Linked DNA regions of Mus musculus: region 2 is linked to region 1. A link is a loop called in an ENCODE intact Hi-C map of the cell type or tissue named here. Cell type or tissue: left cerebral cortex. All regions are shown on one strand. Links, peaks and the distances in the headings refer to the core of each region. The heading gives the core; the rest is flanking DNA. Region 1 overlaps Rbfox3 (RNA binding protein, fox-1 homolog (C. elegans) 3). Region 2 overlaps Rbfox3 (RNA binding protein, fox-1 homolog (C. elegans) 3).

What was found. Peaks named below come from ENCODE experiments on the same cell type or tissue, not always from the same donor. Only the 100,000 strongest peaks of a DNase experiment are listed, where the experiment ranks them.
Region 2: it touches region 1 in a loop (7-fold over the local background); 5 of 42 quality-filtered maps call a loop at or near these places.

The regions. Positions count from the first base shown.
Region 1 is chr11:118,790,987-118,793,889 of GRCm38, reverse strand. All of the region lies in intron 2 of Rbfox3 (RNA binding protein, fox-1 homolog (C. elegans) 3), which reads left to right. Gm11750 (a long non-coding RNA gene) reads right to left here. Exons shown (of 3, transcript XR_001780387.2): 1 at 1,212-2,903; 2 at 685-741; 3 at 186-289. Among named protein-coding and RNA genes, the nearest start is that of Gm11750, 7.0 kb to the right of the region's middle. In left cerebral cortex, for the core only: no CTCF peak of the experiment used is centred there; DNase peaks (open chromatin) are centred at 835, 1,154 and 2,270; H3K4me3 peaks cover 325 bases; H3K27ac peaks cover 2,500 bases.
Region 2 is chr11:118,905,793-118,908,695 of GRCm38, reverse strand. The region is part of intron 1 of Rbfox3 (RNA binding protein, fox-1 homolog (C. elegans) 3); the gene reads left to right. Among named protein-coding and RNA genes, the nearest start is that of Rbfox3, 2.3 kb to the left of the region's middle. In left cerebral cortex, for the core only: a CTCF peak has its summit at 1,204; DNase peaks (open chromatin) are centred at 520, 1,379, 2,212 and 2,399; H3K4me3 peaks cover 2,500 bases; H3K27ac peaks cover 2,500 bases.

The sequences.
Region 1 (2,903 bases), core at 166-2,665:
CGCCCTCAGGCTACTCTGGCTAGTTAACATGCAAGCAGTGCATCGCTGGGAGAAATTTAGATTTTTTTTTTTTGCATGTGCGCTTGCATGTAAATGTGGGTAGGTGCTGTCCTGATTGATGGCAATTAGCATTTTCTAACGGGAACAGATGTTCGGATTGCCAGGAGGCTGGTACCTACCGCCCACGCCGCCATCTGCTCGGCTGGGCAGGGCCGGGGGGAAGCAGCCCCGTCCCGAGGCCCGCCATTCCTTGGTGGTGTGTGCTTAACAGGATTGTGTGAGATTGTTTCTGGAGGGAAGAAAAATAATAATAAAGATGTTTTCAGGGTTATAAATAGTTCATGCTGTTTATTATGGGATGGAGCTCCGCTCTGACTAGCAGGCTGGGTTTCTGTGTGCCGTGAACAAAGGGATTGCTGAACAGAATGCAAAGTGCCAGCTCCATGCAGGGCAAGGGAGGCTGCCTAGGAAGCCAGGGTCGAGGGGCCTGAGACCCCAGAAGGACTGGAGGAGGTGGAGAGGAAAAATAGGGGGTGAGGTGGGGTGGGGAAGCAAGCCAGGGTTTTTATCCTTGACTTCTAATCCCAGCAAGCCAGAATTCATGATTACCCCACTTCTCAAGCCAATGGCAGGTGGGAATGGTCTCAGAGCTGGAGCCACGAACACGCCCTGGGTTCTACTCACCCACTGGCAGGTCCTCCAGCTCTTGGTCCAGGACCGTGGCCATCTGATTTCACCAGGCTTCGGCAAAGAGAAAAGGATCATTTGTGCACAGGGCATCGCTGTGCCCAGCCAGGCTGGTGGCCGAGGGCAGGGCCAGCCTTGCTCCCAGCTGTCTTGGGTAATGGGTAAAGCCTGGTTGCCTGGCACTATGCCTCTGGGAGAGTTTTTATTACCCTTCCCGTAGCCAGCACAAGCAGATCCTCCTGTGTTTTCTTCCTTTCTTTCTTTCTTTTTTGGTTTTTTGGCTTCTTAGAACAAAACAGTTTGTTTGTTTGCTTGCTATAAAAAGAGTTACTCCCCCCCTCCCCCGCCAGCACCCCTGTTACTGTCTGCAGGCAGCAACCAGCCTGCAGCCCCTTCCTCCACAGGCAGATGTCTGCGGGGGAGCCTGTCACCCATCCTCCAGGCATGGGGACAGATGTCCCATCTTTCTATCAGGGACACCCTTCCTCTGTAGGCTGAGGCACAGCACCCCACCCCAGGCTTACCGGGCACTTGCGTGCCTGTGCTATGTTCTTGGTTGATGCTGTTTTTGAGGCACAGTCCTCAGCCTCTTCAGATCTCAGGCATGCACCACAGTGCCGAACTTCCCGGCTCAGAGGATCAGGGCATCGTCATCATAGCCCGCATCTGTGCTGGAATGAGGGATGGAGACCATCCATGACATGCTCTTCCAGGCCACTGCTCACATTTCCCCCTGTGTCTTCCTGGCTGCTTGTCTACTCTGCTGTGGTAGACACACAGTGGCTTAGAGAGAGGATGTGACTGGGCCCCTTAGTGGGAGGGGGGAAGGTTTCCTGGCATGACCCCGTGTCTGGAGTACTTGGTGCTTATGTCTTCCTACCTGGGTTTTCTGATCCAAGGCCAGCAAAGCTGCTCTCAAGTTCCCTATTGGAGGCTCTGCCAGGAGCTCAGGGTTCAGCAAGGAGGGGTTATTTGCAAGGAGCAGCAGCTGCTGCTGGAGGGGTAGTGGTACCATGGGGGGGGGGGGTCCTATGGCATCACAATATGAAGGACTTGTCTCTGCTCCCTCTCTACCTAGAGGTGGACATAGGCCCACAGTCCCCAAAGAAGCAGATAGCAGATTTCCCAATGTCTAGGTAAAAGGGAACCTTTGTGAGCTGTCAATACAGAAGCCAGTGGCTTGGGTTTGCCTTTGCCTTTGGGAACACAGAAATGTGCACAGGCACGGTCTGATTTCCTGTTATACCATCGACTTGCGTTCATTGCTTACAGCTATCTTTCTTCTCCACCAAGGCACTGTCTGCATCTGGGCTCTGATGCCCCATTGTTGTGGGGAGCTATGTTAGGCACTGCAGAACACTGAGCTATGTACCCACAGGTTCTACGTAGGAGAAGCCAGTACCCAGCCCACCTCATAGGCTATGACACCCAAGGGTTTCTCCAAGCAAGGCTATGCTGTTCAAGTGGTGAACCCCTGCTGGCATATCCCTGGTGACCCCACTCCTGACACCTGGGTTCCCTGTCCCACTCTCTGTATCCACACGAGCTTTTCATCTCAGAAGCGGCCCTCCCTCGTCTCCTCCCAGCAGCCTCTGTGCTTCACCATGGCATCATATTCCAGCTGACAGCTATTTATAGATCGCCCACTGTGTGCTGTCTGGAAGCCGAGGGCTGGTGGCCTTACCTTCTAGAGAGCAGAGAGACAGGGTATGTGTCAGATAGGTGGATTACACCCCAGGGCCGGCACAGAAGTCCCACCATGCTGGTGGCTGCAAACAGTGGCCTGTCATTGTTGTCTTGCAGTTCTGAAGAGCAGAGTGAGGGATGGTGGGATGGCTTCTGCAGGCTTAAAGGAAGGGTGCCCTTCCACCCACTGCAGCCGTGTGTTCCTTGGCTTGCAGCTGCCTCCTTCCTGAGTCTGTCTCCATTGTCCTTACACAACCCAATAGCCTGTGCCTAACCCCCAGACCACCTCTCCCTTCTTTTCCTCAGTGGATTTTGAGACAGGTCGTTGCTATGTAGCCAAGACCTCCTCTGCGTGTCCGAGCTTACGGAAGCCACTGTTCCAGGCGTGCGGTGACAGGCCCAGATCCCTCCTATCTCTTACACAGACACCAACCAGCCATTGCACTCTGCATCTGCGATAGCTTTGTTTCCTGTGGCTGTGACAAAATATCCTGACAAAGGCAGCTTAGAGAAGAAGGGATCTTTGCCCC
Region 2 (2,903 bases), core at 205-2,704, 110 kb before region 1:
GACCTCAAGGAGTTGTGGGAGGACTGAGGTCCTCCTCGGCTCTCTCGGGAGGACCAGAGCCCTCAGCATAGCGGCACGCGTGGAACAGGCGCGGGTGGCGCACAGGGCTCTCTAGTCCGCGAGCTGGGGGGCGCTCGGGGCCGAGTCTTCCCAGAGGCGTGAGCAAGGATCGGAGGTTACTGCTCGCTTTGGCACAGCTACAGGGCTGGGACAGCCCGGCTGGGAAAGCTTTGCTAAGGTGGCCTGCACAACCCTAGCCCAAACTTTCTGACTTGTGGCCCCGGGAGGTGGTGGGATTCTCCTGGGGCTGTCTTCTTCAGGAGAAAGGTGTCAGGGGGTGGCTTCAGGCCGGCGGTCCTCTGGGAGCTCCCTGATGAAGCTTCGCCCCTATCCATTGGCATGCAGCCCTTCAGTGTCCTGGCCACCCAGGTCCCGCACCCAGTCTGTACCCGGAGCAAGACGCGACCAGCACGGGGGGGGGGCATTGAGACCCTATTAGACAGCTGGAACAGACCCAGGATCTTGGGTCTTGCATGAGATTGGGGGTTGGTTGGCTGTTCACGAAGCTCACTGACGTCGGCTAGTGTGTGTGGGCTGCGAGGTGAGGAGGGTCCAGGATGGCCGAGCCACATCCCCGCTCCCCCTTTTGGATTCTGCTTTTCAGACGCACTCTAATTATTTAATGGTCACTTTTAAAAAGGACGCCGGTGGCGCCAGTAGTCTCTCGATGTGCGAGACACCCACAGTGGGAGCTATGGACAGGGACTGAGGGATCCTTTCTTCTTCTGGGCAAGTCCCTTCCTCCTCCGGCTGGAGGTGAAGTGCCTTCTGGTGCGCGCAGGGTCGTTAATTTTCTGTCACAAACGCCGGCTAAGCTGGGGACGCCTCGGGAGCGCATCGGGGAGTCTAGGGTCCAGAGCAGGTACGGGGCTAATGGAGTAGGGTCTCGGGTAATGAGGTCTTTCAGCAGAAATCAGCTTTGGTTTTACTGGTCTGCAAAAAATAATGAAAAAAAAAAGTACAAACATTATGGCAGACTGAGCTCATTAAGTGCGCATCGCGGATCAGGGCGGATGTCTTAATCAGGCTGCGCTGGTAACGGGGATATTACACTAATTAAAACCAGACCCTCCAGGTGAGCGACTACTGGGAAGGGAGAAAGTTGTAGAGAAGGCGCCTGCTGGTGGAAGAGAGGCGCTGGCGAGGTGGTCAGGGCCGCTGTAGGGTGGGCATGTGGGGCAGGGGGCGCCTTCTCAGAGCCAGCCCCTCGTCCCCCGCGGGCGAGGAGCTCCCCTGGGCCCAGAGGGAGGATCGAGCTGCCGCCTCCGCCCTCCCCGGGGACCAGAGGCCTCCCTGCGTGGGAGCTAAGCGCACTGCACACTCGGGGAAGCAGCGCTTAACCCCTACTTTCCCGGCTGGGCTTGGAGCTCTGGGAACACTGGGCTGTAGAGGGGAAGATGGGGGAACCCATAGGAGGCTAGGGAGGTGAGGCAGAGCTGAAGCGGGGCGCATCAGACCCCATTAGATGCTCCTAGGGAGGCAGCTGAGTGCCAGGGGAGGGTTGGCCAGGTCATACAGGCTGTTTGCCCCAAGCCCTGAGGATTTCTGGTATAGATCAACGTTTCCAACTGTCTGCCCGCCCTCCCACTCTCACTAATGAAAGAGAACCCTGACAATTACTCTGTACCATCCTTCTCGGAGGCCCAAACAACCAGATAGTCTTGGGTCTATAGGAAGAGCCCAGAGTCTAGGAAAGTCCCTATAGATCGGGCCTCTAGCAATGCTGTGCCTTCACCTTCGCTGCAAAGGCTCCACGACCTCAGGCAGAGCCGCAGCAGGCCTGGGTGAATTTACTGCCCTTCAGCAGGGACCAGACAGACGCTGGTCAGGAGCAAAGGCTGACCTGCCACGCAGCCGCACAGAGGGCGGCAGCACCAAGGACAGGGCTAGGGCCGAGCTGCAGCGTTTCACTCTTCTGCCACCTCTGCCTGTCTTGTGTCCTGTGGACACTGAGATCCGGGGCTTATTAGTCTTCATCCTGCTTGGAAGGTACAGGAGGAGTCCCCATGCCAACAGGGTCAGGGAGGTCCAGGCCAGAGCAGAGGTAATTACAGTAAGGAGGTCTCTTGGGCATCATTCCCCAGTGTGTGGTCTTGTGGCAGCCACGCAAGAGAGATGGAAGGGCTATTTGGTGTGTGGAGATGGACTAGGCTGGCAGAGAAGATGCAATTCGTAGTGCCTGGTCTTAGCTGAGCTGGCTCAACAGGGTCTGGTCTCCATTGTGCGCCCTTCTAGCTGGCATCCTGGTACCTGCCTGCTCCCTTGCTGTGTAGAAGCTAGAGGGGCCCTGCTCCTCAGGGCAAGAGTCTGGTTGTTTTGCCCACCCCTCCCCCACAGTGCAGAACATCTTTTGGACCTGGATGGACTGTGGGGGTTAAACAGGAAGGCTTGGACCACTAGAACATCTGTCATATCCAGAAGTGCCAATTCGAGGGGGGGGGGGTGGCGGGGATCATCTGGGGCAGTGAGGAGAGGTGAATCTGTCCATGGGTCAAGATTGAAATGTTATTTCTTAGTGACTGCGGCACGAGGCTCACCTCCCCCCAGTCAGTCCGGAGCTCGTGAGGTTCGGTCGGTTGTCTCTCTCTGTTTATTTATCTCCTTCACTCCTGCCTGATACTCTGTTATAAAGACAAATGGAGCCTGGCACGCAGCTGACGTGCGTGCGGTGAGGAATTTTTTATTTTTGAACAAGTGAGGGGGAGAAACCATCTAGAAAGTTTCCCCCTTCCGTGGAGCTGTTTCTGCTGGGGAGCCCGCCTCTCCCCGCATCCTCGCCTGCAGCAGGCCTTCCTGCCTGCGTGGGCCCCGGCTTCGCAGACACCTCCCATTTGTATCAACAT